Regions from separate parts of the Homo sapiens genome. Here regions 1, 3, 4, 5, 6 and 7 are each linked to region 2. The links are chromatin loops, found by intact Hi-C in ENCODE. Cell type or tissue: MCF 10A. All regions are shown on one strand. Links, peaks and the distances in the headings refer to the core of each region. The heading gives the core; the rest is flanking DNA. Region 1 has its middle 120 kb from the start of TNFRSF21. Region 2 holds the start of TNFRSF21 (TNF receptor superfamily member 21). Region 3 has its middle 51 kb from the start of ADGRF1. Region 4 has its middle 55 kb from the start of ADGRF1. Region 5 has its middle 130 kb from the start of ADGRF1. Region 6 has its middle 55 kb from the start of ADGRF5-AS1. Region 7 overlaps TNFRSF21 (TNF receptor superfamily member 21).

What was found. A loop is a pair of places that touch in the nucleus more often than their neighbours do. Peaks named below come from ENCODE experiments on the same cell type or tissue, not always from the same donor. Only the 100,000 strongest peaks of a DNase experiment are listed, where the experiment ranks them.
Region 1: a loop joins it to region 2, with 17 times the contacts of the local background. A loop is called at or near these places in 7 of 110 quality-filtered maps.
Region 3: it touches region 2 in a loop (6-fold over the local background); 7 of 110 quality-filtered maps call a loop at or near these places.
Region 4: a loop joins it to region 2, with 20 times the contacts of the local background. A loop is called at or near these places in 89 of 110 quality-filtered maps.
Region 5: a loop joins it to region 2, with 15 times the contacts of the local background. A loop is called at or near these places in 5 of 110 quality-filtered maps.
Region 6: a loop joins it to region 2, with 12 times the contacts of the local background. A loop is called at or near these places in 54 of 110 quality-filtered maps.
Region 7: a loop joins it to region 2, with 6 times the contacts of the local background. A loop is called at or near these places in 41 of 110 quality-filtered maps.

The regions. Positions count from the first base shown.
Region 1 is chr6:47,186,527-47,191,112 of GRCh38, forward strand. No RefSeq gene overlaps it. Among named protein-coding and RNA genes, the nearest start is that of TNFRSF21, 120 kb to the right of the region's middle. In MCF 10A, for the core only: no CTCF peak of the experiment used is centred there; a DNase peak (open chromatin) is centred at 2,275.
Region 2 is chr6:47,307,728-47,312,313 of GRCh38, forward strand. It overlaps TNFRSF21 (TNF receptor superfamily member 21), which reads right to left and starts at 2,178. Exons shown (of 6, transcript NM_014452.5): 1 at 1,689-2,178. The coding sequence starts at 1,784. RefSeq lists enhancers at 1,129-1,851, 2,015-2,194, 2,146-2,440 and a silencer at 1,645-1,874. In MCF 10A, for the core only: a CTCF peak has its summit at 2,340; a DNase peak (open chromatin) is centred at 2,274.
Region 3 is chr6:46,989,118-46,993,703 of GRCh38, forward strand. No RefSeq gene overlaps it. Among named protein-coding and RNA genes, the nearest start is that of ADGRF1, 51 kb to the right of the region's middle. In MCF 10A, for the core only: a CTCF peak has its summit at 1,980; a DNase peak (open chromatin) is centred at 1,984.
Region 4 is chr6:47,095,095-47,099,680 of GRCh38, forward strand. No RefSeq gene overlaps it. Among named protein-coding and RNA genes, the nearest start is that of ADGRF1, 55 kb to the left of the region's middle. In MCF 10A, for the core only: a CTCF peak has its summit at 2,424 (motif pointing right); DNase peaks (open chromatin) are centred at 2,467 and 3,797.
Region 5 is chr6:47,166,215-47,170,800 of GRCh38, forward strand. No RefSeq gene overlaps it. Among named protein-coding and RNA genes, the nearest start is that of ADGRF1, 130 kb to the left of the region's middle. In MCF 10A, for the core only: no CTCF peak of the experiment used is centred there; DNase peaks (open chromatin) are centred at 2,197, 3,777 and 4,237.
Region 6 is chr6:46,846,513-46,851,098 of GRCh38, forward strand. No RefSeq gene overlaps it. Among named protein-coding and RNA genes, the nearest start is that of ADGRF5-AS1, 55 kb to the right of the region's middle. RefSeq lists an enhancer at 329-893. In MCF 10A, for the core only: a CTCF peak has its summit at 2,617 (motif pointing right); a DNase peak (open chromatin) is centred at 2,599.
Region 7 is chr6:47,239,196-47,243,781 of GRCh38, forward strand. The region is part of intron 4 of TNFRSF21 (TNF receptor superfamily member 21); the gene reads right to left. Among named protein-coding and RNA genes, the nearest start is that of TNFRSF21, 68 kb to the right of the region's middle. RefSeq lists enhancers at 3,266-3,395, 3,616-3,845. In MCF 10A, for the core only: a CTCF peak has its summit at 2,764 (motif pointing left); a DNase peak (open chromatin) is centred at 3,456.

The DNA.
Region 1 (4,586 bases), core at 362-4,361, 120 kb before region 2:
ATGTCCTAATAGCAACAAATACATATCAGATTTGAATGATTTTGCAGTTGGCCACCCACCAACCAGCTCTGCCTGGATAATTAGGAGATGCCAAAATGACTTATTTCTTTCCCTGTTACACACACATGTATACTCATATATTTACACACACACAAAGGCAATGCTGTTCAAAGGAAGCAGCAATTAATTTCTGGTTGGGAAACTAAGCACCCAGGACCAGAGGAAAGGGAGAATAGGAAGGTAAAATACTGTCAGGAAGGGCGGAGTGAAGAGCTACAACAGTATCTCAGGATGCTGGGGAAGGTAGGCTTAGACCCAGAGACAAAGAAGTGACATCTTAGAAAGCCAGACACAAACATTAGCCCGAGATGAGGACATACTGTTGGTTTGGGGAACAGGAAGAAAAATCAAACAAGTTAAGGACTCTCTCCAAAGGAGGTCTGGGATCCGTCTTGAATTTGTATGCTCCAAACTCTGTATAGTTAGGTCATTTATGTAATTCTTACTGCCTGTAGCAGAGTAGTTGCTGCTCTGATCTGAATGTATTTCATAATTTCCAAAAGTAATAGCTAACAGCTATGAAGCACTTTCTGTAAGCCAGACATTGTGCTAAGCCCTTTATATGCATAAAGAGAATAACTCTATGGAATAAGTACACTCTTCTTCCTATTTTACAAATGAGAATGCTTTGAAAGGTAGTTAACTTGCTAAGCCTCACAAACTTAGTCTTGTGGTAGGAATATGACACATCCAGGTCCATCTGATTCCAACACTGAGGCTCTCAGAACTGTGCTGTGTGCCCATACCTACTGGTATGAAAATCCCTTTATTAATTAACAAGGATTTGCCCAGCAAGTGCTTTGAGGAAGAAACATCAGGGCTGCAAGATGAATGAGACAAGGTTCCTACTGTCACATAATGTTCAGTACCACAAAGGAGCCAGATAAATGCTCACCATTTATTAAAAAGAGTCACGTATGAAGAGTTGCCAGACACAAAACACAAGGTGCTCGGTTAAATTTCAATTTCACATAAGTGACAAATTTGCTTAAGTATTTCCTATGCGATATTTGGGCCATACTTAAACAAATGTATTTGTTTGACAAGAAGTTGAAATTTGACTGGGTGTCCTTATTTTATCTGGTGTATTTTACCTGGTATTTTATCTGGTGACTCTATCATGTAATTGGTTTTATGACAGAGATTTAAAGTAGAAACGCAGAAGTGAGAGCCCTGGAAACAAAATCAAGGTATGAGAAATGGCAAACAGGTATGAGAAACGGCAAACAGATGGGATGCCAAGCTAACTCAGAAGAAAAGGAGATTGTACCTAGTTGTGTAGTTAGGAAGGGCTACAAGGTAGTATTTGAGCTTGACCTTAAATGTGAATAGGGTTTGTTCGTATGTGAAAGGGCAGAGATGACGTTCCAGGCCAAGAGAACAATGTGAGCAAGCGTGTGGAGGTGGGGAAAGCAAAGTTATAACTCAATAATGAATTGAGATTGTTTAGAACCTGAGTTTTTCTGAGTCCAGAGTCCATAACTATTACATCTCATGAGTTAGAGAAGAATGAGGTCTTCAGAAGGTAAACACCAGCAATAGCAGTTGATTGGAAACAGATTGTGCAGGGACTAGAATACCAGGCTGAAGCCTATAGGCTTAGTTAAAAATAACTCAGTATGAGGGAACACATAACATTTCGAGATCATTTTATGTCCAAGTCATAGCTAACAGAGAGACTCCAGCAGCCTTTGGAAGTGAGAATGAAGAGAGCAGCCAGAACCCCAAAGCAGGTCAGTTAGCCAGATGCTGCCCCCACCACCCCTGGGCCCACATCTGCGAGGATGTCCCACAGTGTAGCTTGGTGTAGTGGAACCAAGAAGGCCTATGGCATTTTATTGGCCAAAGATGCATTTGGCTTCAGCTAGATGTCTGTATCCAAGGAACAATATCCACCTTATACTTGTTTTTACTAAAAAAAAAAAAAAAAAGAAAGAAAGAAAAAAGAAAGAAAAAAAGAAAAAAAAAGTGCAAAGTGCATCTCCCTTGTAAGTCAGAGAAAAAAAAGGAAAACCCTTTAACAAACTTACTCATGATTGTGCTGACCCTTAAAAATGCTTTCCTGATGAGTAATTGGGTAGAGAGAATAGTCATTCTAGCCTTATCTTGGTTGCAAAAATGTGTCCTTTCACCCAGTTGTTTTACCTGCAGAGGGTGGAGTGTGAGCAGACTTTGGAGTAAGGGCGGGAGGGGTTGGGGCAGGTAAAGTGGACAAACATGTGTTGTCTGCTTGTTACCAGTGACTCATTTGAGAGCACCTGGTTTCTTGGGGCTACACTTTCATGTAGTTTCTCATCCTGAAGAGCAACTTGCCACATAGGCATTCACCCAGTTACTCATCCAGCTGAAGCTCTGGAGACAGGCAAAGAATTAACCAATTAATAACCATACCCAAGATCTCAATATTGAAGAGCTTTGTGAATTATGTGCATTGGGGGCAGGAGAGTCCTTTAGGAAAATCAGCTCCTCACAGGCAATATGTTGACTGAAACCTTTCCCAGCCAGAAAAAGAACAGCAGTGGCCACCAACATAACCAAAAGCAGCTGTTATTTGCAAAGATATGCCGAATGTTCAAAGGTACGTATTATCCAGTGTCCGCTTAGGCCAAGAACTACAAGATCAACAAAATTGATAGACCGCTAGCAAGACTAATAAAGAAGAAAAGAGAGAAGAATCAAATAGATGCAATAAAAAATCATAAAGGGGATATCACCACCGATCCCACAGATATACAAACTACCATCAGAGAATACTACAAAAACCTCTACGCAAATAAACGGGAAAATCTAGAAGAAATGGATAGATTCCTGGACACATACACCCTCCCAAGACTAAACCAGGAAGAAGTTGAATCTCTGAATAGACCAATAACAGGCTCTGAAATTGTGGCAATAATCAATAGCATACCAACCAAAAAGAGTCCAGGACCAGATGGATTCACAGCAGAATTCTACCAGAGGTACAAGGAGGAGCTGGTACCATTCCTTCTGAAACTATTCCAATCAATAGAAAAAGAGGGAAACCTCCCTAACTCATTTTATGAGGCCAGTATCGTCCAGATACCAAAGCCTGGCAGAGACACAACAAAAAAAGAGAATTTTAGACCAATCTCCTTGACCAACATTGATGCAAAAATCCTCAGTAAAATACTGGCAAACCGAATCCAGCAGCACATCAAAAAGTTTATCCACCAAAATCAAGTGGGCTTCATCCCTGGGATGCAAGGCTGGTTCAAAATACACAAATCAATAAATGTAATCCAGCATATAAACAGAACCAAAGACAAAAACCACATGATTATCTCAATAGATGCAGAAAAGGCCTTTGACAAAATTCAACAATGCTTCATGCTAAAAACTCTCAATAAATTAGGTATTAATGGGACGTATCTCAAAATAATAAGAACTATCTATGACAAACCCACAGCCAATATCATACTGAATGGGCAAAAACTGGAAGCATTCCCTTTGAAAACTGGCACAAGACAGGGATGCCCTCTCTCACCACTCCTATTCAACATAGTGTTGGAAGTTCTGGCCAGGGCAATTAGACAGGAGAAGGAAATAAAAGGTATTCAATAAGGAAAAGAGGAAGTCAAATTGTCCCTGTTTGCAGATGACATGATTGTATATCTAGAAAACCCCATTGTCTCAGCCCAAAATCTCCTTAAGCTGATAAGCAACCTTAGCAAAATCTCAGGATACAAAATCAATGCACAAAAATCACAAGCATTCTTATACACCAGTAACAGACAAACAGAGAGCCAAATCATGAGTGAACTCCCATTCACAATTGCTTCAAAGAGAATAAAATACCTAGGAATCCAACTTACGAGGGACGTGAAGGACCTCTTCAAGGAGAACTACAAACCACTGCTCAGTGAAATAAAAGAGGATGCAAACAAATGGAAGAACATTCCATGCTCATGGGTAGGAAGAATCAATATCTTGAAAATGGCCCTACTGCCCAAGATAATTTATGGATTCAATGCCATCCCCATCAAGCTACCAATGACTTTCTTCACAGAATTGGAAAAAATTACTTTAAAGTTCATATGGAACCAAAAAAGAGCCCACATCGCCAAGTCAATCCTAAGCCAAAAGAACAAAGCTGGAGGCATCATGCTACCTGACTTCAAACTATACTACAAGGCTACAGTAACCAAAACAGCATGGTACTGGTACCAAAACAGAGATATAGATCAATGGAACACAACAGAGCCCTCAGAAATAATGCCGCATATCTACAACTATCTGATCTTTGACAAACCTGACAAAAACAAGAAATGAGGAAAGGATTCCCTATTTAATAAATGGTGCTGGGAAAACTGGCTAGCCATATGTAGGAAGCTGAAACTGGATCCCTTCCTTACACCTTATACAAAAATTAATTCAAGATGGATTAAAGACTTACATGTTAGACCTAAAACCATAAAAATCCTACAAGAAAACCTAGGCAATACCATTCAGGACATAGGCATGGGCAAGGACTTCACGTCTAAAACACCAAAAGCAATAGCAACAAA
Region 2 (4,586 bases), core at 260-4,259:
CATTTGATTACATCAAGACCTTTGTTTAATTACCTACCTCATGCTAAAAGGTAAAATAAATGGAGTATTGCACAATGACTTAAGATTTAATCTGGGAATGGACTCTGTGAGGCATATAATAATCAGATGTGTTAGAAGCACCTGAAACATAGTAGTGGATAGTAGTGGATCTAAAGCTGTGAAAAAGGAAATGATGATAGTTCTCACTCCACTGAACTAGGATCAGTGTTCCCATGGACCTAGATGTGTTTCTCTCCACACCAAGACTGTCAATCCAGGTTCATTGTCCCAAGAGACTCCCCGACTACTGCTTACCATCCACCACACTTGTTTCACTTGTTTCAAAGATATAAACCTTGGCCATGCCATTAATAAGTGGGCAGAAAAGAGTTTCTGAAGGGAGACTGGGACTTGCCTCATTATAAATGCTAACAGTAACAAACTTTTATTTAGTCTCTCTCTTCCTCTTAAAACACACACACAAGGAACCAGAGTGTCTGTAGGATGAATTCCCAGGCCATAGCAACTGCAATGTCCTGAGATCTAAGCAGTTCTTGGCTGGCCAGGCGTTAAGCCCTTTTGGGGAAGGAGACAGCAAGCCTGCTTTTCCCTTACACAGCCCTGTCGTGAAAACAAGCTCTTGTTTCTTGGGGGTTTTTTTGTTCGGTTTTTAGCTAAGAATTTCCATCCCTCCTGCAGTGATAAAAGATAGGCAAGGGAAGCTCAAGGGTTTGATCTCAAATTTTCTTCCACCTAACTTGCCCCTTCACCCCAATATTTGGAAATAAAGGGAGGGAATTTGGGGGAAGTTGAGGGTAAGTTTTTGGTCAAGATGATTGACCCGAGATGTGGATGCAGCTTAGACGATGAGGGAGACTGCACCACCCTGCAGGGTCACCTGCCTAGCCACAGGTAAACGAGGGATCGGAAAGACTGTAGAAAATTCATCTTCCTTCACACACATCTCCTTCCCCCTCCCCCCATTCCAGTGCCGGCGCGCTGGCTGGCTGGAAGCCGGCGCTTTGGAGGCGCCGGAGAGTGGGTCTAAGGGTGATATTTCGGCATACAGAACCTGAGACCCCACCCGAGCCAAGAGGGAAGAGAGAGGGTAAAGGGATTGAGGAGGGGGCGGCTTGCGCCCTGCTCGGGAATGCACCGCGCGACAGCACCCGGAGGTCTCCGGTGTCCGGCGCGCACCGGTACCACTGTCTTCCACTGCGGTAGCATCCCGACATGACATTGCAGCTGCAACAAAGCGCCGGCCTCGGCCGGCCGTGGGAGCCCCACACCGCGGCGAGGCCCCACACCACGCAGAGGGGCAGTGGCCGATGGGTGGGGGGCTGTGGCTGCGGGCGTGGGGAGCGCGAGGTAGGCCGAGTAGGGGGAAAAGCCCTCAAATGCGCAGAAGCTGGGCGGCTACCTCTAGCGTCTCCTCCAGCAAAGCCAGACTGCAAGGAAAACAATTCGTCTTCATTCCCCAGCCCCGGCTGAGCCCTGAGATTCCCCCAAATAACCTAGTCGAGGCCCTCTGGTGTGTTGCCTTCCCTTGGAAACCCCTCAGTGCCCGTAACCCAGTCGGCCGGGCCCCGCGCCTCCCTAAGCCCCGGCCCGGTGACCCGCCCGGCTCCCGGAGAGCGGTTCCTTCTGCTCCGGCGCCGCCGCCACCCCCGGTCCACGCAAGCGCTCACCAGGAGAAGGGAGCCCGCGATCATCGTGGCTGTGGCTCGGCGGGCGATGCGGCTGCAGGAGGCGAGGGCGGTGCTGCTGCTCGGAGAGGTCCCCATGGCTGAACCGGGGACTCGCAGGGGCGCCCGGGGCGCGCGGGGCAGCTGGAATCGGCGGCTGCTTCTGCCCAGCGCCGCATCCACCGCCGCCTCCCGGGCCGGGAGCCCATCTACCTCCAACACCCCATGTGCACTGCTGCGGCCGGGCAGAGGAGGGAGGCGGCAAGGGAGGCTCTAGGGGCGCTCAGCACCTGCCCAGCGGCGCGGCCGCCCAGGCGGGGAGAAGCCGCCGCGACTGCAGCCCGCGTCTCCGGGTGCTCTCCTCCGACAGCGGCTGAGGAGAACCAGGGAGGAGGACTGGGCGCGAGAGAGCAAAGGAACGACTTCCCATAGCGAAGCTTCCAGCCACTGCCAACCACCCTCCTCCGCTGCCCAGACTGGTCGGCGAGGGACTGAGTCGGTGGCCACCGGGCGCAGGGACACACGTGGTGGCGCCGAAGGGGCGGGGGACCGGCCCTTTGTGATGTCACCCGGGAGGAGGCCGGGCTCTTTGTGCGGTTGGAAAGGCGAAGGCGTTCCAGGTAGAGCGGGGAGGGAGAGGGTGCCCCTTGGCGTTCGCTGAGGAAATTGCACGCGCCTGTTGACCCAGGGAAAGCGCTGAGAAAGCATCTCACTCCTGATCTAACTTTACTTATTTTTTCCGAGATAATTCCAACTAAATTATTTCAGCTACATACGCCTTTCCATTGTTTCGGACACGATGATTAAATCAGAGAGCGATGGTGAATAGACCACAGAGCACTTAGATCAACTGCGTGACGAAAAAGGAGACCTGTGTGTTGCTTCTCAAACTTTGCTGCCCTGTGGAATCACCTGGAGAGTTCAAAACATATATATTGATTCTTGGGTCCCACCTCTAGAGACTCTGATTTAATTGGAACAGGACAGGATCTGGTCTGGGCATTGAGGTTTGTTGTTGTTGTTGTTTGTTTGTTTTTTAAGTTTTCAGGGTGATTTTAATATGGGGCAAAGATTTTAATTTTTTATATTTTAATTTTAATATGGGCTTATGAATGCAATTAAGGAAATCCAAACTAAAAGGATTTAAAACCCAGAGTCATTGGTGTTGGGTCCATGGATGGTCTTGGAGGGACTTTTGAACTCCTTGAAATGTATCAAAAGATGCATTTTCCTAATTTAAAAATCAAGAGTTTTGAATCGGATTATCCCTGAGATTTTTTTTAATCACCCTTCCCCCAAAAAATAATGCTAAAAATTTTTGAGTTGATTTCCAAAGGCCTTGTCAGGATGTGGGTGGTAGAATAGGTAGTATTCTGCTTCAGAAGGAGAACTGGAATATTCTCGTGGATGTTGGTATCTCACACACTTCTGAATGTAAGAGAGCAGCTGTTATCCTTTTCTTTGTTTCACCTGGGGGAAGGCCGAGTCTCCTGACTGTGGCCACCATTTCTGGTATCGTGTTATCCATCATCTAGGTACTGACAGCACATGGCACACTGTATTGATATTACCTCTTCAGCCATCCAGTCCACACCCCTCAATTGGGAGCCCTATGGTGCTGGGCTTATCCTAGGCTCCTTTGGTCCCATTTCAAAAGAATCACACTTTTTAAACTATCAGTTTCAAGATCCAACACCCAGTGCTAATAAAGGTAACTTGCTAAGTCATAGGTACCAATTATTTGCTTTATTAGTTAACATGTTGTCCTTTGATTCTTTGCTCTATGCACACTTTGGTAGAAGCTAAAATTAATATGAGGGTTAATTCCAATCTATTATTTCAAACATTTGTCAGTATTGTCTATAAATGTTAGAGTGGGAAAAAAGCTACAATATATAACCTCTAGTGAAATTCAAAGGAGTTCTAGAAAATATTACCATTAATTATGGAGTTTTGGGGAAAGGATGATGGTTGGACTTGCCACTCTCTAGCTATTTTCAGAAGTTGAAAGAGTGAGGGATAGATGCTGTGTTTTCATGCATAACTGTATCAATTTTTTCTTCAAAAATTCAAATGACTGGCCAATACTATTATAAGGTTGGGTTGTTTTTTTTTAAGAAGTTACATAGGTATTAAAGAGGAGGAGGAGCTTCAAATACGTTTTTATTTAGTCCATTTTACTCCTTGCATCCAAACTCACATTTTTCGTGGTAATATATGATTGATTTGCTCTAAAGAGTTGGGCAACTTTAGAGTTTAGTGTCTGGGTTACTATGCAGGTATAAGAAGTTCTTCTCAACTATTTGTCTTCCTAAAACTAAAAGAAAATTGTTTATTTGTGCTTGGACCACTTTGAAACTTCATGAATTCCTGGTGTTCCATTGATCATATCAAGTTGAAATTTAATATACATTTTGAGAGATGAAAAAATTTACTCAATTCTGTTTACTACTAACATTTAAATACATGTCCCTCTATAGAGTGATAGATTATAGATAATTTGAATCTAGATGCAGTGTGAAATTTTATTACTTTGAATTGAAATGTATACATGCCTTCCATTTTGAAGTAACAATGCTGCAACCATTAAATAATTCATTGCCACATTTTCAATGTGGTAACTTAGACATGTCTGTTTTCTGGGAAAGGATAAAAATTCAATGATACATAAGGAAGTTTCTCCCAAAGTTCCAAGGAAAGAGGAGATATGTGTTGATAAATCATAATTATAGCTAAATTTTAAAGGAAGGCCTAAATGAGTTAATCCAATGTCATCTTTGCCATAAAAATTACTCTATCTCCACCCTCCATCCTACCTTTGGACTTTCTCTCTTTCTGCCAATGTTGTACAATTTTTCTAGTTTTCCAACCTCAAAAATCATTGCTAATTCTTTCCTCGTC
Region 3 (4,586 bases), core at 271-4,270, 320 kb before region 2:
TCTAATTCAGAAGGTCTGGGGAGAAGTCCAAGAATTGGCATTTCCAATAAGTTCTAGGTGACACTGATGCTGCCCGCTGGGGATACTCCTGAGAACCATTCTCTGGTCTAAGAGAAAGCAGGCTATGAGAAATTCATATTGTTGCAGACTTTCATATGTAAACAATTATCAGCATAGATGATAGAAGTGATTCCACGAATGTGACTTTTTTATTTCACCCTTTTTAAATTAGTTGTTGGGGAAGGGGTGGCTGCATAACATTTCCCACAATGTGGTGAAGTAGAAGACAGATAGGGCTGGCTCTCCTGCCCAGACTACCTCAGGAAGAGAGAGTCACATTATCACCAGTGCCAGGCAAAGCTTTCATGCTGTGAAGAATTATCCTTGGCAGTGCCCAGCAGCATGTTGTCATGGAATTCAAAGCTGCCTTGCCCATCCGTGTTCAGGGATATGGCTGAGATCTAAGAACTAGGAAACCTTATCCACAAATCCAATGTGTCCCTTGGCAGCACATCACACTGAGGAACTCCTTTGCTCTGGTTTCGAACATCAGGTCAGAATTCCAAAGGGGCGTTGCCTCCCATTTGGTTGGCATAATGTAGCTGTTGGCAATGTTTTATCTACAATTTCTACCCAGCAAGATAAAGTCTTGCCAAACCCATTTGGGCTGCTATTCTTCAGTGATAAATTTCTCTTCTCCCAGCGTGATACTCATGAAGAGACCCAGAATTATAGAAAGTCAGAGATAGAAGAGACCTTTAAGCTTATCAGATGAATGTGGATCTGTGGTTTTACAGATGGGAAACTGAAATACAAGGAGACAACAGGAAGAAGCTAGACCCCAAGTCTCCCAAAGACTCCCTGTCCCACAGAAAAATCTCCCCATTCCCCCACAGGAGCCAATCAAGGAAATACAACTGGGCACATTTGGTTAAGATCAAGCCAGGTGAAATGTGGACCCCCTATGGGAGAATTCATGGTAATCAGTGAACTAGGGGGACTCTTCCCCATCACCTCTTTTAGTTCTTTTCTCCAGTCTCACCCCTCCTCCACTTTGCCCAGGTTAGCAGGAGACTCTCAGATAAAGGATATGGAAAAATTACCTCATGGCGTGGTGTTAAGAATGTTATTCTGTTAAAAGACAGCCCCAGTGTACAATTTCTCTCCAAAAGGGATACACATCTATGGATAAAATATAATCTGTTGCTGCTTCCTGAGGTGAGGTCAGTGGGGAGGCTTTCCGAACAAGGGAGGGGAGCTTGCTAAGGTGAGCCCACGCCACAGTGGTGAAGGCTGAGGAGTTAACTGCAAAGCAGCCCTGAGCGTTCCAGGCCAATCCCTGGGGACCTCGCAAATCTCTGTACTGCATTCAAGTCACTGTTTTATGTTTGTTTGTTTTATTTTGTTCCCTCCACCCTAAGACCTTGGGTACAAAGTGGAATCTGTAAACAGTTTTATGTAATTCATCCACGGAAGTGGGGCTCTAGGCTGACAAACCTATATAAAATTTTCCAGACTATTCCTTCCCAAAGTAAGAAATGAATCCAAAAAGCACAGAATATTTCTAATCTATTTTTCAAACCACATATTTGAATTAACTCTGTTTTGCCCAAGGTATCCAAGGTATAACCCATTGATACGACTCAAATAATAATAATAATAAACAAAAACACTGTTTTTCTAGCAGATAAAAATTCCGTGACACCCATGGCTACTTCCCGCTTTGCTTAAAGCAGTCTTCAGTGTTTACCAGCACACTTGGGCATAAATCCAGGAAACAGAGGCATTGTTTGCCATCAGGAAACAGAGCTATTACAGTTACAGATCCCTAATCTCCTTTATTATACAAACCAAAGCAGCAACAATGCAGATTGCCCTTAATTAGAGTGGTGAGATTAAAACGCCTTTTGCACCCTCAAATTCAAGAGTGAATTTCAGGTGTATTTAAGGTTTAAGGAAGTTGTCCAGGATTTATTTCTTGGTCTGGACTGCCCCCTGAAGTTTGATAAGGGTAAGTACAGTATAGGCCTACTGCCTTCTTATAAAATGCAGATTGTCTTTCCACAGAAGAACCACTTGAGGTTGTCGCAAGATGGCTAGGTATTGACAGAATGTATCTCAAAATAATAAGAGCTATTTATGACAAACCCACAGCCAATATCATACTGAATGGGCAAAAACTGGAAGCATTCCCTTTGAAAACCGGCACAAGACAAGGATGCCCTCTCTCACCCCTCCTATTCAACGTAGTATTGGAAATTCTGGCCAGGGCAATCAGGCAAGAGAAAAAAGTAAAATGTATTCAATTAGGAAAAGAGGAAGTCAAATTGTCCCTGTTTGCAGATGACATGATTGTATATTTAGAAAACCCCATCGTCTCAGCCAAAAATCTCCTTAAGCTGATAAGCAACTTCAGCAAAATCTCAGGATACAAAATCAATGTGCAAAAATCACAAGCATTCCTATACACCATTAACAGAAAACAGAGAGCCAAATCACGAGTGAACTCCCATTCACAATTGCTGCAAAGAGAATAAAATACCTAGGAATCCAACTTACAAGGGACGTGAAGGACCTCTTCAAGGAGAACTACAAACCACTGCTCAATGAAATAAAAGAGGACACAAACAACTGGAAGAGCATTCCATGCTAATGGATAGGAAGAATGAATATCGTGAAAATGGCCATACTGCCCAAGGTAATTTATAGATTCAATGCCATCCCCATCAAGCTACCAATGACTTTCTTCACAGAATTGGAAAAAACTTCTTTAAAGTTCATGTGGAACCAAAATGAGCCCACATTGCCGAGACAATCCTAAACAAAAAGAACAAAGCTGGAGGAATCATGCTACCTGACTTCAAACTGTACTACAAGGCTACAGTAACCAAAACAGCATGGTACTGGTACCAAAACAGATATATAGACCAATGGAACAGAACAGAGCCCTCAGAAATAACACCACACATCTACAACCATCTGATCTTTGACAAACCTGACAAAAACAAGCAATGGAGAAAGGATTCCCTATTTAATAAATGGTGCTGGGAAAACTGGCTAGCCATATGTGGAAAGTTGAAACTGGATCCCTTCCTTACACCTTATACAAAAATTAATTCAAGATGGATTAAAGACTTAAATGTTAGACCTAAAACCATAAAAACCCTAGAAGAAAACCTAGGCAATACCACTCAGGACATAGACATGGGCAAGGACTTCATGACTAAAACACCAAAAGCAATGGCAACAAAAGCCAAAATACACAAATGGGATCTAATTAAACTAAAGAGCTTCTGCACAGCAAAAGAAACTACCATCAGAGTGAACAGGCAGAATGGGAGAAAATTTTTGCAATCTACCCATCAGACAAAGGGCTAATATCCAGAATCTACAAATAACTCAAACAAATTTACAAGAAAAAACCAAACAACCTCATCCGTAAGTGGGCAAAGGATATGAACAGACACTTCTCAAAGGAAGACATTTATGCAGCCAACAGACACATGAAATCATCATCATTGGTCATCAGAGAAATGCAAATCAAAACCACAATGAGATACCATCTCACGCCAGTTAGAATGGCAATTATTAAAAAGTCAGGAAACAACAGATGCTGGAGAGGATGTGGAGAAATAGGAATGCTTTTATACTGTTGGTGGGAGTGTAAATTAGTTCAACCATTATGGAAGAGAGTGTGGCGATTCCTCAAGGATCTAGAACTAGAAATACCATTTGACCCAGCGATCCCATTACTGAGTATATACCCAAAGGTTTATAAATCATGCTACTATAAAGACACAAGCACGCTTATGTTTATTGCGGCACTATTCGCAATAGCAAAGACTTGGAATGAACCCAAATGTCTATCAATGATAGACTGGATTAAGACAATGTGGCACATATACACCATGGAATACTATGCAGCCACAAAAAAGGATGAATTCATGTCCTTTGCAGGGACGTGGATGAAGCTGGAAACCATCATTCTCAGCAAACTATCACAAGGACAGAAAACCAAACACTGCATGTTCTCACTCGTAGGTGGGAATTGAACAATGAGAACTGGGACATAGGGCGGGAACATCACACACTGGGGCCTGTCGGGGGGTGGGGGGTTGTGGGAGGGATAGCATTAGGAGAAATACCTAATGTGGATGAAGGGTTGATGGGTGAAGCAAACCAACATGGCACATGTATACATATGTAACAAACCTGCACGTCGTGCACATGTACCCTAGAACTTAAAGTATAATTTAAAAAAAAAGAACCACTTGGAAAGAAACAGAATGGGACTTTTACCAACATTTGCATTAGTCTGATAAACACTGAACTACAGAGTGACCCTCTGTCAGCCCCTTCATTTGTTCTGGAAGCGTAAGAGAAATGGAGAAAATTAATCTTTCTAAAATAATTCTTTACAGATCTGGAAGAGCTTATTCAATAGAGGGCTATGCAAAGTCTAAACATGAGTTCTAGGTGAAACTTCCTGACACTGGAATTTCTTACTCTGAGGTCCTATTATATCAGTACATCAATGATCTTCATGTTTCAAACTCAAATAGTCAAGTCAGGGGCCTCATCTTCCC
Region 4 (4,586 bases), core at 357-4,356, 210 kb before region 2:
CCTCTGTAGTCCCCTCTTACCTTGAAGCAGGACTGATTCATGTGACCAATAGAATACAGCAGAAATGGCAGTGGGTGATTTCTGAGGCTAGGTCAGAAAAGGCATTGCAGGCCAGGCATGGTGGCTCATGCCCATAATCCCAGCACTTTGGATGGCAGAGGTGGATGGACCACTTGAGGTCAGGAGTTTGAGACTAGCCTGGCCAACATGGCAAAATGCCATCTCTACTAAAAATACAAAAATTAGCTGGGCATGGTGGCACATGCCTGTAATCCCAGCTACTCGGGAGGCTGAGGTAAGGGAATCCCTTGAATCCTGGAGGCAGAGGTTGCAGGGAGCTGAATCATGGCACTGCACTCCAGCCTGGGTGACAGATCAAGACTTCATCTCAGAAAAAAAAAAAAAAAAAGAAGGCATTGCGGCTTCTATCTTGGCCTCTTGAGTTGCTCAGTCTTGGGGAAATGGGCCACCCTACCATGAGGACACTCCAGCAGCTCCACAGAGAGGCTCCCTGGGACTTCTCACCTATGGCCAGGCATGTAAGGAAGCAGCTTTGGAAGTGGATCTTCATTCTTAATCAAGCCTTCCTGTTTCTGGAGCTCTGGCCAGCATCTAACCACAACCCAAAGGAAGACCTTCAGTTCCCAGCCAGAGAAGTCACTCCTGCATCCCTGAACTAGTATTGTGAGAGATAATAAATAATTCTTGTGTTAAGCCACTATGTTGAGCATCATTTGTTATACAGCAAGAGATAATTAATACAAAACTTATTCTAAGGTGCCAAGATTGAATGGAAGAGACTACAGTCTCCTGAACCCAATGAGTTTGAATCTCTTCAGTCTGAGTAACAGATTCCGATGAATGCTGCACAATTTTGCCCAATACCACACCAGTAATTCTTAGAAAATCTTTTCCTATAATTGACATTGAATTTTGGGGTACTCATCAAGTCCTAATTTTTGTCTTTAAGAAACTTGGGATCATTCTAAGGAACAAGCCTGCCAAGCACTGCCTCTGAGCATGATCTTACAGATGTACTGAGTTTCACATTGTTCTTAAATTCTATAGATGATACACCAGCTTTATGTTTAGCCATGCTTAGTATCTGAGAAGGGTTGAAGGCTGCTGGAAGGATGTACATTAGCTCCCTGGCATTTCTGGCTTGCTATGTGCATGGCCACAAAGGGTTTCTCTCTCCACAAAAAGCCAGAAAACAAATGGACACAGACGCTGACAGTTGCAAACTAAACCAACAAGCTCAGAAACGGTAAGACTTGAGGGGATACCGGGGGGTGCACCAACATCTGTTTCAGTTACCACATCCAGGCCTCAGGCACAGGAAGAGGGCAAAGATCTAGTCATCAACATTGTGGCTACAGCACGGTGACTGAGACTTAGGAACAAAATCAAAGCCCAGTTTTCCAAACAGATGATGAATTCAAGCCAGATTAGCAGCAAAGTGTTCCTAGACTTGATGGTTTTTCTGAGCTTCCTAAATTACTTTTGCTTGGAAGAAAAAGAAGAAGGCTTAGAGTCTGGGAATCCTCCTGCTTCTGTCCGCCCTGACCACAGGCACAAGATCCCCCAGGCACACCCTGGTGGATTGTGCTGCCACTTCATTTCCTTGCTGCTGACTCTGACCTCAGCTCTTAATATGGAATGTCCTATAGAAGCTACTCGGGAGGCTGAGGCAGGAGAATCTCTTGACCTAGGAGGCGGAGGTTGCAGTGAGCCGTGATCATGCCACTGCATTTCAGGCTGGGTGACAGAGCGAGGCTCCTTTTCAAAAATAAAAGAAGAAATGACAGGTTGGTTGTTTAGAAATAAACCCAACCAAAGGCTCAAAGAGGACCAGAGGATAGAATTCCCCTTCTTAAGGAAATTAGTGAAGTTAAAGTTGAACCCAGCACAAAGTAGGTGGTAAAAAAATGTTAGGCCATTTTCTCCCAGCCCCTGCCGCCACTGACTTGGGGCTGCAGGGCAGAAACAGAGCCACAGAGCCATTCTGCATCTGCTCTCTAAGCTCTCCTGTAACTTTTATCTTAATAAAGAAAACACAGACAGTCAATTTGAGTCCTCCAGTGTGTATTTGTACTGCCTTTCCATTGGGAAATTCTCCCCACTGTTGAAGGGTTGTTGCTGAGGCCCCGTTGGACTGAGACAGTTAAACAGGATGGAACATGCAGGAAGGACGGCGGGGAACAAATCAGCATCATGAGGATGAATTCGAGGAACCAACTGGTTTCTTCATCACTTGCCCAGTGGTTCCATGACATTTCACACTCAAGGTCACATAAGGAAAAATATTTCCTCCAAAGTCCCCTAGACTTTGTCTTTAATGTACTTTGAGGCAAGCACTTACATGAGAAGGAACAGGAGCAGAAAACTCTTTGTCCTTTTATTCTCATGCTTTTGGCTTCTCTGACTTCAACCTGCAGAGGGCACTGATCCTCAAAGAACCGGAAGACCTAGGCCTGGCATTGCAGAAGGCCAGCTGTTCACCCTGCAGGGAGGGGAAATCCTGAGCAGTTCTCTGCGAATAATTTATATGATGGAATTTAACCAGAGACCTTATGAGCATTTATAAATGGAGTCTTTTCCCCCATATATTATAAGGAAGCTCCCAAACCATGGCTCATGCTGTTCATTCCTTCCCTTTAGAGATGTTTTCCCCACCATCCTATCATTAGCACTATGCCTCTAATAGACTTTCTCTGGAAACTAACCCAATATTTCCTGGTTACGTTCAGTATCTGAGTAACATCAGAAAGCTGAGAGAAATCTGGGACCCAGGAGCCAGTCCAGAGATTTTCAAGGTCATCGGGAGGTGATGCTACATGTTACCAAACACGGACATGAGTTTACAGACTAAAAACCTGATTTGACATCCCACCTCTGTTTCTTATGACCTTGGGCAAGTTATACAACCACACTGCAAGCTTACCTGTAAATGGAAATTATAATTAATCTTGTAATATTGTGGCATGTCATCATTTCATTTGGGTATGTAAAAAGGTAGCATTGTACCTAGCACAAAATAAGTGCTTTGTAAAGCTAGTTCTTTTTTTTGCCATCCTTCTCTCTATCTTTAATGATACTATACAGGATGGCATGATTTCTAGGCGAAACTTTCTAAAGAAGTTTCACCACTTTCTTGAATTCAATATTTGCCCCCCTAAAAAATAAATTTTTTTCATTTGTCTGGCATTCCCTCAAACAACAAGGAAGAGTAAAGGCCACTTCAGAGTCAGAAAGTTAGCTAACCAAGAAGCCCTAGGGCTCTCTTCACTCTTGTAACTCTGATTCCTACAGAATTGCGGGGAGTGGGTAGAGTCTCCAGGCCAGATCAGTCTATGGGGGATGAGTGTGGAAACTAAACTTAGCAGGAAACTCTCCTATAATGTGAGATCCCCCAACCCCATGCCTACTTCAAGTGCCTAATGTATTTCAAGGATGATACAAAGAGCCAAGCTTCATAATGAATCAAGAAAGTTCAGAAACAAATCTCAAGTAAATGTGCCCTCTTCGTATCCCGAGATGCTCCCCAATGAGTCACTGAGCTAATCTCATGGAGCAGGTCCAGTTCTAAATCTTGAGATTGCTAGATCCTTGCCCTCAATTATCTTTCTGTCTAACAAGGGAGACAAGGAATAAACAAGCAATTACAACATAGTGAAATAAGCACGGTGCATTTTGAGCCAAGTGTCAGATGTCTAGGACTAAAATTGTAAGAGATGGGGATCTGGGCTATGTTGAAGACGGCTTACATCCTTCATCACTTGCCGTATTTGGATGCCAAGATGACTTGTGGTGTTGCAATTCCCTGCCTGTCTTATCATGCAACTTCTGTGCCGCAACTTATTTGTAGTAAGCAAGGGCTAGAAATTAAGCTTAGGATAACACAGGGATAGATGTAACCAGAACCTGAATCATAGAATAATGTGAAGAAAAAATAGTTTAATCTTTTTTTCAATGTGGCTTTAGAATTTCTGAGGCTGCCGTACTAAATCGGAGGTATTTTTAAAACCTGGCATTTATCAATCATCCCAGTTTGCCTGGAACTGTCCCAGTTCTAGCACTGAAATGTTCATGTCCTGGGAAATTGCTCAGTCCAGAACAAATAGAACAGTTGGTCATCCTAGCTCTGTTCTGGGCATAGAAGCACCAGCAGAGCACAGAGAAAATGTACCATCCTAGTGCTAAGGCCTGAATCAAGAATGTCTAAAATCATAAACACTCGATCTACAAGGCCCACGTTGCTTTCTGAGTATGAATGGGAAGATATGTAATATTTAACAAATACATTGGTAAGTCATGAATGAATACGAAACTACAAGAGTACAAGAAATTGTGTTTTTTTGTTCTTGACAAAATTGCCTGGAACATAGGCTCCCAAGTTTCCAAGAGTGAGTGGAATTTACGTTTTCCTTGGTAGGCTTAACAAGAGAGCAAAAAGGCTAATAGCATAGGCATTGAGAGAAGACAGATCTAGCTTCAAATCATGGCTTTATTGCTTACATGCTGTGTGACCCAAGGTAAATTTCTCAATCTTTCTTTACATTAATTTGCTTTTCTTTAAAATAATA
Region 5 (4,586 bases), core at 274-4,273, 140 kb before region 2:
TCTGTCATATGAGGACCTAATGCCTAGAGTCATTGATGCCATGTTGTGTTTAAGAGGAGGCAATGAAGAAAATTGCAAAGATGCCAAGCTTGTATTCCGATATCAATGAGTTGTTTCATGTAATTTGGTACCAACTAGCTCCAGGCTTCATGTTAGATGAGATAATTAAATGTTCATTTATGGCTAAAGCAACTGCTGGTTGTGGTTTCTGTGACTTGCAACCCAAAGATATTCCTAATCAATGCCATTGGCTGACATCATCATGTTATTAGTAGAGTTGGGCTTGAATGTAAATCTATTTGGCTCCAAAGTCCCTCTTTCTTTTTTCCTTAATTTTTTATTATTTGAGAAAGGGTCTCACTCTGTTGCCCAGGCTGGAGTGCAGTGGCACAATCTTGGCTTACTGCAAATTCCATCCCCTGTCTCAAGAAACCCTCCCATCTCACCTTCCTGAGTAGCTGGGACTACAGGTACCCTTTTTTTTTTTTTAAGTAGAAACAAAATTTCACCATGTTTTCTAGGTTGGACTCAAACTCCTGAGCTCAAGCAATCCGCCCGCCTAGCTTCTCAAAGTGCTGAGATTATAGGCATGAGCCACCCCACTCAGCCACCCCAAAGTCCCTCTTTCTATTATATTGTGCTACCTTCCTTCCTCTTTAAACAGTCAGTGATCAATTCCCTTAAAATACTTTTAAGTTTTTTAAGGGGAGAGTCCAGGTCCTGTGTAATACCACCTTGTTTCTATAAGACCATTAAGATCATTTTTAATTTTTCTCTGGTCTTCCGGACTACTAAGCATATTACCTTATTTAGTACCATTATCAAATTTAGTTAATGCCATTTTTACTTTTCTCCACTTATTCATAATGATAGAGAACAGAATTGTCTCCAAGTCAACCTCAAAGAAATACCATTTGAGTTTGAACTTCCCTTCTCCCCATCCTTGCACCCCCAGCATGCCTCCCTCTGAGCTGTCTGTGCATCTGGCTAGCCCTAATACTAGTGATTCTTGCCACCCACTCTGCTGCAGCTGGCAAGGACCAGAGGGCCTGGATGCTCTCTTTTTGCTTCACGAACCTCTAAAGAGTACTCAGGCTGGAAACTGCTCCATCTATTCTACTAGTTGGCTTAATTTTACCAATCACCTAAAAAATCACATAGCAAGTTAAGAAGTTTTGCTGCTTATACAACCTGAATTCCTACAGTAAAAAGAATAAGGCTAGTACTAACTGCAGTAAGCTTTTAATATCCCATACAATATATCATCCTTCCTTAGGAAAGACTTGACTGCTAAGCAACATGATTATGATGTTATCACTTTCAGAAAAATTGGGGTAGAGAAGGCCCTCCAAAATGGTGTTTCATTCCAAATCAATAGGTTTCTTGATCCCAAACCACAGAAATGGACCTTGATAAACTTAAGCAAAAAAAGAAGTTCAGTAATAAGTCCTGGATAGCTCACAGAATAAAATATAGTATTGAACACTCAGAAGGATGGGAAGGGAACAGCTTTGGGAATCTTGGTAACTGGGACTAATCCATAGGCCCTGCTGGTCACTACCATTGGAATGACACAAAGCCACAAAGATCATTCATTCTAAGCAGATCACATGGAATAGGGAAAGAAGAGTTTCCCCAAGAAAAGTGGGACTCTTTTCAAAAGATAGAGGGAGGAATACTCAGTGCACTAGTGTGCGTGAGTGTGCACGTATGTGTGTTGTGAATGAAGAGAGGAAAAATCCATTGACTGAAACTCTTTATGTTGCAGGCCAAAAGGAATCACAGGAGCAGAATTTGCATCTAAATGAAGGCAACAAGGAGACCATAGAAAGGTGTTACTTCCCAGACTTTACCAGCTACTAGCTGTCATGAAACATCTAAAAAACTGTTTTGAAAGTTAGGAAGTTTTGTCATTTGGAGAGTGCTAGATGTCCTGGAGAATGGGAGATGAGGTTACATAAAACTGAAATGTGCCTAGAATACTGACTACAATCAGCTTGAAATTTCCCCAAGGAAGCCCATGAGCTGTAAGCGTCTACAGATCTGGTACTGACATGCACAATTTGGCCATGCCCAGCCTGGCAGGCATCAGGGCAGCCTCAGAACCTACTCCCTAGTACCCTCTGATGACTACCTCCAGCAAAATGCACTTGACTCACCGTCTTCTGCACTGGGGAGCTCAAATTATCTCTGTGGGGGAGGTGGAGGCCTTGCCAGACTATCCACATTGCTTAACTTCTTAGTCAGTGCTGGAGAGGTTTTATGTTACAAAGGGTAATGAAACTTAGCCTGAGGGCCCAGAATGGTACTACAGTGTACATTTTGTCATTGGGTAGCTTCTTTAGCTTTGTATAATCAGAATTTTCCCCTTTCCTTTATGTAACTGTTTAAAGCAGAAATCAGAGTCCCTGGCTCCTAAGTTAATGGCAAGGAGGGGAAATGGAGGCAGTGAGGAACACTACCTGTGGCAGTAGTCATTGTCGTCACTTCCTGCCCCTGTCACCAACATTTCTGCAAGTGGCACAACCATCTGTCCATTCAAGACTGGCTATATCATTTGTACAAACCAGCGCAACATGAAAATGTGGCACTTCTTATTCAAAACTTATCATGAATTTCAAGACTGCAACAGCAGAGCGTAAAACCAACTGTGGACCACCCTGAGTTCAAGACCTAAGTAAATGCTTAGGTTGCATTCCCATGAAGCCAGCCCTGTGGCCATTACTCCCAGCCCACTCTTAAATTTCCAGCATTTAAACTATTTATGGAGCCTAAGAGTTATTCTTTTCTCTCTTCCCGATCTCTCCCAGGGCTGTGTCTATTCACAAGTTTCATATGGAGGTATCAAAGTAAAGAGAATGTAGTAGAGAGAAGAAAATACTTCTGTTAGTCAGGGTTCTCCAGAGAAACAGAACCAACAGGATGTACATGTATAAAGAGTTATACTATAAGTCATTGGTTCATATGGGTATGGAGACTGAGAACTCCCACAATCTACAGTCAACAAGTTGTAAACCCAGGAGAGCCAATGGTATTATTTTGGCTCAAGTCTAAAGGCTTGAGAACCAAGAGAGCTAGTGGTACAAATTCCAGTCCAAGTCCTAGTCCAATAACTGTGTCTAGACTGAAGGCAAGAGAAGATCAATGTCCCAGCTCAAAGACAGGCAAGGAGAGCAAAGTCTTCCTTACTCCATCTTTTTGTTCTATTCAAGCCTCCAATGGGTGGGATGAGGTCCACCCATCCTGGGGAAGGCAATCTGCTTCCCTCAGTCTACTGATTCAAATGTTACCCTCATCCAGAAACACCCTCACAGACACACATCCAGAATAACATTTAATTAAGTACCTGGGCATCCCCTTACCCAGTCACGTTGATACATAATACTAACCATCAGAATGCTTTTCTCTCTTTCCTCTGCCCATCACTAGAATTCCCATGGTCGTTTTATTCCCTCCAATAGAAGATGAAAACTAGGCCTGGCTTTCAAGATAACAAAGAAGCCTAGGAATAAAATCTGCCTATGCACACTTGCCTCCAGCCTGTCCTCCTTACTCGGAAGTTGGCAGGTTGATTCATGGTCTATACTCCACTAGAAACTTCCTTCTATTCTGTGCTGGGCATCAACCCCTCATGATTCAGAGTTGTGTTTTCTTGGCTTCCCTGAGCCTAACTACTTGGTACAGCTAATCCAGCAGAAAATCTCAGTAGACCATTCTACACTTCTTCACACCCATTGCGTAACTATTTCCATAGAAACTTCCTGATAACAAAACTAAACTATTTTTTCTTTTTTTGGTCATTTCATCCATTTGTGATACTGGGGCTAGAGCTAACAAGTCAAACAGGAGGAGCCATGATAGGTCACTGGAGACATTTGGGAGCACACAGGGAGTCAGGACTTGCCTGTACTTGCTAGAGGGGTAGGGTTGCTTCCACTAAGATATCTTGGCTGCATCTGCTTGGTGGGGAGGAAAGAGTTTGGTTTTGGAGTAACCCCTGCCTAAATCATTGCTAACTCACTCTGTGGCTTTGGACACTTTCCTTAGTACTTCTATCTGGGCCTCAGTTTCATCATCTGCAAAATAGGGAGGCTGGTATCTATGCTCTGAAATTGCTTTGAAGATCATAGATAAATGTGTGAAACACCTGGCATGTAATAGAGCCTAAGGAAATAGTTACAGTCCATCTCCTTGTTCTACAACTAGATCTTGCTGATTCATTCTAAAGAACAGGAGAGAAATGAGATGAGCACATACCCTCAGGGAGGCATTGAACAGACCAGATGTGTCTTCCACCTTCAAAAGAGAATGCATGGGCTTAGTTAGCCTCTTGCTTTCTTTTCCCCAAATTACTTCCTCCTGGTTTCCTGCAGCTCATACCACTCTGGGCAATCACTGAACCTTACTGACAGTGTGCTCTCGTCCCTCACTCCTTCCAGGGCAAACATGTCAACACTTTGTGCTCAGAAACAGAGTTTGGGGGCGCTACTGACATGGCCAAATTTCACAAAGAAGCACTTGGCTTTGGTTCACGTTTGGCAATCAGAGAGTAGCTGGGGATGTTTAGCTGAGATATATGATTCAGG
Region 6 (4,586 bases), core at 275-4,274, 460 kb before region 2:
GTAGGCTTTATAAGAATTTTATAACAACCCATGGAGCCTGTACCATTATTATCTCCTTTCAAGTAGTGTAAATTGAGGCAGAAAGAGTTATTTTACCAAAAGTCAAACTAATAAGTGGTGGACCTCCAATTGAAAAGCACACAGTTTGGCTCTAGAACCAATGCTCTTAACCACCGTACCACATTTACCAAACTGGCTGTCAATCAATGCTGAAGAACAGCCCAATACACCTGTCCATGCAAAATGAAGCAAAGAGTGCAAAGCATTCAAGTAGCAAATCAGCTGCTGTTTCAGTCTGCATATCATAAGGAAAATCATGACTTAGCTAAATGTATTAGGACAAATGTCCCAATTCTCCACTTGATATGTTTAAACATAGCCTCAGAATCACTCTTCATTTCTGGGAAGCCATATTTTCTTCCTACATGTCTAAATGCCATCCAACACTCTGAGAATTCTTGATAGATCCGAGATGAAAATAAAAACAACAACACTGGTGATTGAGACCTTACAAGAAGCTCACTTGAATGAAGACTCAAGCTGGGGGGTTGAGATAGCTAAGTTGAGAACTACTTTCAATAAAGCAGCACAGCAGGAATTCTTTGATGTTTCATCAGAGACTTAAAAAGGAAGCAGGCACACTCTGAAGTTTGCCCAGAACATTGGTCTTTATGTCCTGGGCTGCCCCAAGGTAGAATTATAAAGTGAGATGAAGCTGGGAGATGCCTTAACTCCTCCACCCTCTCTGTCACCATTGTTCTCCCCTCTCATTTTGTGCATTTGAAACTTTTCCTGCTATGGAAGCCTACTTTTAAGCAAGTAACTGGCATCAGGTTGCATAGAGAAGCAACATAAGGAGGTGGATACATGCCCATGTTCTAGGTCAGACACTGCACTTAGATCCTGGTTCTACTGGTCCTCAGCTGTGTGACTGTGGACAAGTTATTTACCTCTCTGTGCTTAGTTTTTTCGTCTAAAAATGCAAAGAAAAAGAATATTTAGTTACTTTTGGTTTGCTGTAGAGTTTAAATGAAATTATACACATAAAAATCTTAGAACAGGACCAGGTACACAGCAAGGGCTCAAAAACTGTTGGTTAACATAGTTATATAGTTACCAGCCATTTTCATTCGAGGGTAAATTTAAGTTACTGTGTTTCACCCAGAAGTATATTTGCATACCTTTTCTCTCCTTGAGATTAACCTGAGATTAACCTTCTTAACCTTATCTGTCCTTGAGATTTCTGTTTTTGTAAAAGGAATGTCCAACATGAGGGAGAAGGTGTGAGAGCTATTCCGAGGGGATAGGAGCAACAGGCCAAGGTGCGTGACATCCCCCCAAACTGGGAAGCTGTCTGCCTTATTACTTAAGGCCATTTCAGCTTGTCCCTCTACTCCAAGGACCTGGGTCTTCTCGGATCACACGTTAGCAATGTGTGCTCAGAGGCTAGGGTAGGAACTTGTCATCCAGCCTCAGCTGCTGGCTGGTCTGTCAGATTGCCCTGGGATAGCTGCAGATTCATCTGCAGATTCATCATGGATTGAAAATGAAAATCCAGGCCAGCAGTGGCTTTGAATGGATGAATTAGGAAAGGGAATAGGGCCACCTATGTTAATCCTTTTGCAGCTGCCTTGATAGAAAAAGTATTAGGTTCCCATGAAACATGGAAGGCACCCATTTTTCTTCCTCAAACGACCTTCCAGCAACCTATCTGGAATGGGTGAACCAGATCATTTCTGGGGCTTTCAGTTTTGTTGTTAGTGCCATAAATGAGATTCAGTCAGTGAGGGGGGACAGAGAAAGGAAGGAGCTATCCCAGCGAGTATGCCTCAGAAATGTATGCCTGCCTGTGGATGTGCAATGCACACTTGTAAACCGAACAGTCTCTGAGACAGGTCTCAATCAACTTAGAAGTTTATTTTGCCAAGGTTAAGAACACGACTGGAAGAAAGGAACACAGAATCACAGAGACAGTCTGTGGTCCGTTTTTCTGCAAAGATATTTTGAGGGCTTCAGTATTTAAAGGGGAAAAGTGGAGGCGAAGAGGGAGGGTATGGTCACAATGCATAATCCATGCATTGCAGGAGAAAAGGAGCAGGTAGGGGAATAGTCAGTGATGTATTCATCTCAGTAAATCGGCACTTTACATAAAAGGTGAACCTAGCGTAGCTATCTGTGGAGATATCTGGCCTTTCATCTGTTAGCTATTCGCTTAGCAACAGAAGGAAAAGGCTGTTTCTTGCATGACTTAGCTTCCATCTTAATTTTTTCCTTTTTGCATAGTGAATTGGGGGCCTGAAATTTCCTTTGCCTTTCACACACTGAAACTACATGACTGGGATTTCCCTCCCTCCACAGTCCTACGTTGCTTTCTGACTACCCTTTCCCCTGCAAGGATCATAATATAAAAGTGTTAGGAGGCGGGAGTGAAAGAGATTTTTTTCATTCCTGGTTTCTGTTATCCACTATGCCTTGACCTTCGCTCTGTCCATATGATCAAATTACTTCCTGAACCTAGACCGTTGGGCGCGTCATCCGCGGGACTGACTGCCTCCCGCCGGCTTCCTGAGGCCGGACCGCAGCGGGGACGCCTCCTCTCAGGCCCAGCAGGGGGCGCGCGAGCCTCAGGAGACGCCAGCGGTGGTTGCGGAGCTGCGGTGCTGGAGGCCAGCTGTCACTCCAACCCAGCTGGAGATTCCTGTCGGGAATGCTTGGCATAGGACAACTGTGAGGGAGCCCCTGGGGCATGGGAAAACCCTCACAGTTCCAGAAAAAAACAGAAAACGGGTGCACAGTTTTTCTCGGTTAATCAAAGTCAAATTCCTCTTCCCACAACTGCTGGGGTGCCGGCTGGCTGGCAGGATGGAAGACCCAGGATGGTAAAAATCAAAATCCGAAAAAGGCAGGGCCCAAAGTCATTCCTAGGTTTTGCGGTTTAATGTCATCGGAAGTGGGCCGTGACAGCAATCTGCCCACCACTTGCCCAGTCAGGTCCTCTTGCCTTTCATGCTGAGAATAAAGCCATTTTTTTCCCCCCAGGCTTCTGGGTTTGTTGTGTTTGGGCTTCAATAGTCACCGGCATCCTTCACTTGGCTCTGCATGAGAGAATAAAAACCCTGCAGTGGGAACAGGCTCATGTATCTCCTAACCATGCCCCATGTGTGCAGAGGGACCTGTCATGGACACTGGTGGCCTTTCAACTTCATTTCAAAGTTTACAGGTAAAAGGGGAAAAATGGGTGTGTATAAAATCATTTAAGAATAGACAGGACGGCTGTGTCTGAATCGTAGGACACCACGACCAAGGCCCCCACGCCCACCGCTAACACATAGAGATGATATTTGGAGATAAGAACTGGTCTGGCACAGAGCGGGCTTCGGGAGTTGGCCCATCTCCCCTCTTTTCTTCTTCTGTCCACTCCACATTCACTAACAGTGGGAAACTTGGTTTCCGTCTAGAATGTGCTAGAGGATAAATAGAGCCCTCACATCCTTTATATTCATCTATAGGACATGAGGGCTCTATTTTCAGCTGTCAATGAAAATTTTGAGTCATCCTCACACAAATGTTGGAACAGGCATCTGTTTATTTGCTAGACATTTGGTTCTGAAAACTTTACTTCAAGGACCCTTGTTTAAACCTTCTATAACATGCTGGATCTTTGCACACGGCTTGGGAGTGTGGATGAGGTGAGGGAAACCATCAGCCCTGACAGCCAGTTGAGTTCAGCGGCGAGCTGCCGGCCTCCCCCATGCCTGGAAGATAGAAAGGATCGTTCGCTGTTTGGAGAGTGGAGGGGCATTCTGGGTGACATGCAGAAGCCTGAGCAGCAGCAGCACCACATTGCAAGAAGGCAGACAATTACTACAAAGACAGCTCACGGGATCTCATTAGATATTTCCTTGTTATGGAATGGAAAGGAAGCATAGCTGCGTGCTGGCATACATGATGTGATTTTAAATCCCAAGTCATAATTTTAGAAACCAACAGAACCTAATATTAAAGCTAAACTACCGTCCTCTTGAAATGATGAGACACCATTCCCGTTGCCCTTTTAAAAACACAATCAAAAGGTATGTTCCCTGTAAGTTCCACCTTCATTTTGAACACTTGAAGAATCAGGCTTTTACTGGCCTGGGTCACTGGGTTTTCTCTTTGGGATGAGGACTTATTTGACTTCACCATCACATGGCACAAAATAAATGCATTCCGCCTACCTGGCATTTCTAGGACCACCTATTTCTTTTTGTCTTCAAATGATTGTGACTTCCTGCTTCATTCACCTCAATAACTCACCCACACCTCCTTTCTATATTTGCTAATTGCTGTAATCTTTCTCATCTCCATGTAACTTTTTTTTTTTTTTCTGAAGCATTCCAACATGGGTCTCTTTGAAATTTTCTGTACAAACCACAAAAGGCCGTGACTTCCCACAGTCTTTCTTAATTTCTGGCCTTAGCAACCTACATCCTGAAAACCCCACAGACATTTATTTAACCATTTCCCCATGCAAACAATAAGAAATGGGGGAGGAGGATGGCAGACATCTGGCTTACTCAGGAGATGATGTGTTAGTCTGGACCTAG
Region 7 (4,586 bases), core at 404-4,403, 68 kb before region 2:
GGATTGCTTGAACTGGGGAGGCGGAGGTTGCAGTGAGGCGAGATCACGCCCCTGCACTCCAGCCTGGGCAACAGAGCAAGACTCCATCTCAAAAAAAAAAAAAAAAAAAAAAAAAGGAAACTGAAGCCCAAAAATAATTCTCCACTTCTAATATCAAACTGAAAAATCACTTCCCTGTTGACTGACCTTTCCTGAGATGACACACTGGTGGAGGTTGCAGTATTCCCCTAGCCCCGGGGATGGCAGAGCCATGGATGGTAAAGGAAAATCCTTCCAAATTTTATTCATGACAAGGGTGGTAGATAAATGAAATAAGATTTCGAGGCAGCAAGATCTGGCAGCATTCTTGGGTAGACTCTGAGAGCAGGAATAGGCGAGAACTCCAGCCTCAACTGCCATCTGTGTGGCATGTACTTCATGTTCCCCATAGTCAGCTCCTAAAAATCAAAGTCATGAAAATCCTGGAAAAAGCATTGCAAGAAAAGAGAGAAGACATAACACTAACTAGCTGTGTGGCACTAGGAAAACCACTTCCCTCATCAGACCTGTGGTCTCACTTCTAACCTAAATAGGTTAGACCAGGTCACTTCTGTGTTCCTTTCATTCAAATTATGTCTTATTTATTGCTTGTCTTACTGTTGCTATTTCATTCTCCTCATGCCCTAATCCCCCACTCCAATTCTCTTTCCCCTTCCAAGTTACCCCCACCTGAACTACCTGCTCAACGAAAGTTTACCACAAAGTTATTTTCAATTACTACCCAATTACAATCTCCCTGTGGTTGCACAATCTGTTTTCATAAAACTAATTAATGACTTTGATGCATCAGCGACCCCCTGAAATGAAGCATTAATTGCCCAGCCTGGATGCTCTTTGCCAGCCTGCTAAAATGGTTCCATTTAACCCCTTGGCTCCTGACACTACCCAGTTCAATACCACCAGGCCCCTTTTCCCTAATATAACTAGATATGCCTGATAGTCCCCAGCAGAAAGCTCCTTACAGTAAAGTCGCTGTTTTGATTTAATTTTCCCTCCAGACCTCATTCAACACTTAGAAAGAAGGAAGAGTTCTATGTTACATTTGTGAAAATCTCTCACTTTAATAATGGTTTTTAAAAGCCCATTTGCTAAATCTAACTGAAACTTACTGCTTTTCCATATGAGGTAACAAAAAGAGACCTGAAGAAATAAGCCATTGCCAATACTGTGCTAGGTGATTCAGCAGAAAATATCTGTGATTCGTTTGCTGCTAAGGAAGTTGTATCAGCCCCATTTTACAGATGAGGAAACTGAGGCTCTAAGAGGTAATAACTTGCCCCAAGCCATAGAACCAGGATTCAAGACCAGGTCTGTCTAGTTTCAAAGTTACCCTCTTTGCTGCCATGTCACTTCCCTGTCTGGACCCCACAGCATTTAGAGAAAATTGACAAACCCTGTAAACTGATTACAAGCGATCACATGACCACAGGGCATTGCCCGAGCCCCTCCGCTAGAGTGAAGTGGGTAGAGGTTGAGATCTGCAAGTACCTGGGACTCAATGGCAGACTTACACTCCAGCTGGATGACTGCGCTAAGATAAATATGAGAGATTCTGTGAATACCAGATACCTCAACTGTAGCCAATAACTTTGTTTTCTATTGAAAATATTTCAGATCCCAACAGACAAGTGGCTGGTTAAAAAAACAAACAAACAAATTCAATTTCTACTAAAGGTTTATCTCAAAGGAATTCTAGTCGCGAATAAATATAAAATTACAACTATTTAAGAATTATGATATTATCTCAAGCCTGTTTCCCCTGCTCTCCCAGCTGCCCACATAATCAAAATCAAATTAGATTTCAAGACCTTCTATAGGCCTATACAGGCATATAAGATGGGCTCTGGGAGGAAAAAAAGGCATATTTTCTTTGCCAGAAAAGTATTTCTTGATATCTGAATCTATGTGGTCTTTAGAGAAGAGGAATTCAGATAATAAGAAATGCTTTCTTATTCAAATCTATGTGGTTCCAGGATTTCAGATATAAATAAGGGTTCATATAATGAGGTTACCAGCCTCATCACAAAACAATTTATCTGAATCTATTCAATTCCTAAGTTCGGACACTGTAAAATACTTGTATATAATGATTTCTCCCTTAAAAAATAAAAACAAATACATCACCCTAAAAAAAAAGTTTCAGATGATGAGAGACAATGATTTTAAAATTATTCTTCTGAGTGTGAATTCTTGTTCAATTCAATCCAGAGTAAGGGGTCTTGGCAAGCAGAACCCAAATGTACCCAATTTTTTTTTTGCAAACAAAAATCTTAAGAGGCAAATGGAAAAATGCTGATTTCTAAATGCTTGAAAGAAGGATTATCAGTTATAAGAAATTTAGAGAAAGTCTTCGAAATGGGAATATGGACTGGAAACGTATACATACATAGATAAAGCAAATATGCCAAAATGTGAATAACAATTGAATCTAGATGGTAGATTTATTATTTGTTGTAATGTGCTTCCAAATTTTCTTTGCTTCGTAAGTCTTCTCTTAAAACATTATTTTAAAAAATTAAAGAGAAGGGCCAAGAGTCAAGTAACTTTAAGAGAAAAATTCCCCAAACTTTTCCTGGGCTTCTAATTGTTGAGTTAAAACCTCTTGTTTTCTTTCCTTCTTTCTTCTTCTCCTGCACAGCCCAGACTTTAGTACATGAAGCAAGGAGGTGCTTCCATTGCATAAGTAGGGAACAGCACCAACACTTAAATCTAAATTGTCAATTGCCAAGTGGACAGCGAGGGCCATCTGCTGTCTAGAGCTCCCTGGGATCACTGGATGTCATGGGATGGAAGAAAGAACAGGAGCACAACACCAAGATGTTCTGCTCAGCTTCCTTGGGAACCCCCAAGCCAGACCACAGAGATGGCATAGGTGAGTGAACCTTAAGCTGGGAGCCAATGCAGAGCCTGCAGAACAAACTCACCCACCATCAGGGGAATCTCAGGATTAACCTGGCCAAAAAAATGCCAAAACCACTGGGGAATTATTTTAAAAAACACTCCCACTCACCCCAGATCTGTTCAAGCACAGAATAATGAAAAGGTTTTGTTTCAACTGCAACCTTACTTAAGGCCTATGAAGTTAGACTAGGTTAGCTGGTCACGGTGGGTTTCTCGCTTAAATACCCCAAACTCAAATCAAGGTAGTTGGCTATAATTTTCTGTATATACCTCGTCTTAGAATTCTCATCATTTCTAAGAGTTAATTTCAAAATTGAGCCCCAAAGTCTATAAATCCACCCCCATTTAAGTCAAAGTGTCAATAGCCAATCCTTGCCCTAAGCAAGAGAGCTGTGCCTTTCCTGTATGTACAGGAGAAAAGCCACAACAAATAGTGCTGCACAAAGCTGCCAAAGCTGGTAAGAACCAGCTGGCTCCGGAGGGAGGGAAAAGGGGGGGCAGCCCCGCCCCGCTACCGGCACGGGTGTCTGCAGGCTGTCCAGGCTGCTGACATCAACGGTAGTGGTGTTGCAGCCCTGAGCTGACTCACTGATTAGCTTTCTCAAAAAGAGGAAGTGAGGACAGTGAATAAGTGGGTTCTCTTGGTTCAGAGCTGGAGCCCACTCACGTTTGAAAATATTGCCAAGACTTTTAAGAGCTCAGCACCATCGGAACATGAGGAGATCATGCTCCATTGGAAATTCCTTAGGTTTCCCTAAACTTCTATTGGAAAATCTTTCCCACAAAAAAGCCTTTCGATAATTCTATCCATGAGAAAAAGTTTCGCAAACCTTTTTAAAGCTTGCCATAAGACACTGTGGAGGATGGAAAGTAATTTCGTAGGAAACTCAAGACCTTGAAGTAAGAAGGCTTAAGTTCATCTTTATGACTCGGGCTTTTTGAACTCATCAAATCTGATTAAATTAGCATTGCATAATAAGTCCATTAATTAGATTCATGCCATTAGAATTACAATGCATATGGTCTACAAGTCTAAGTTAACCTTTGACCTTAACCTCTGACTTCCAAGTCTCGGCAACTCAGTTTCCCTCCGTGGTGGTAACTACTGTTACCAAGTCACAATATACTCTTCCAGAGATAGAGACAGTCTATACTTATACCAATAAATAAGTATATATGTTCTCCACCCCCCTTATTTTTTAAAACAATTTTTAACATCTATGTATATACTGTGTGTGTGTGTATATATATGTATATATTTTTGCAATATGGTGGCACAATGTACATACTGTTGTTTTTTTGGTTTTGTTTTTTTCGTGTCTCCCAGGCTGGAGTGCAGTGGTGCAATCTCGGCTCACTGCAGCCTCCATATCCTGTATTCAATTGATTTTCGTGCCTTAGCCTCCTGACTAGCTGGGATTACAGGCATGCACCACCAGGCCCAGATGATTTTTGTAGTTTTAGTAGAGATGGGGTTTCACCATGTTGGCCAGGCTGTTCTCAAACTCCTAACTTCAAGTGATCTGCCCACCTTGGCCTCCCAAAGTGCTGAGATTATAGGTGTGAGCCACTGTGCCCCATCCTACATACTATTCTTCACCTGGCCTTTTTTCGTTTAACCCTTCTTGAGGTTAGCACATGAAGAG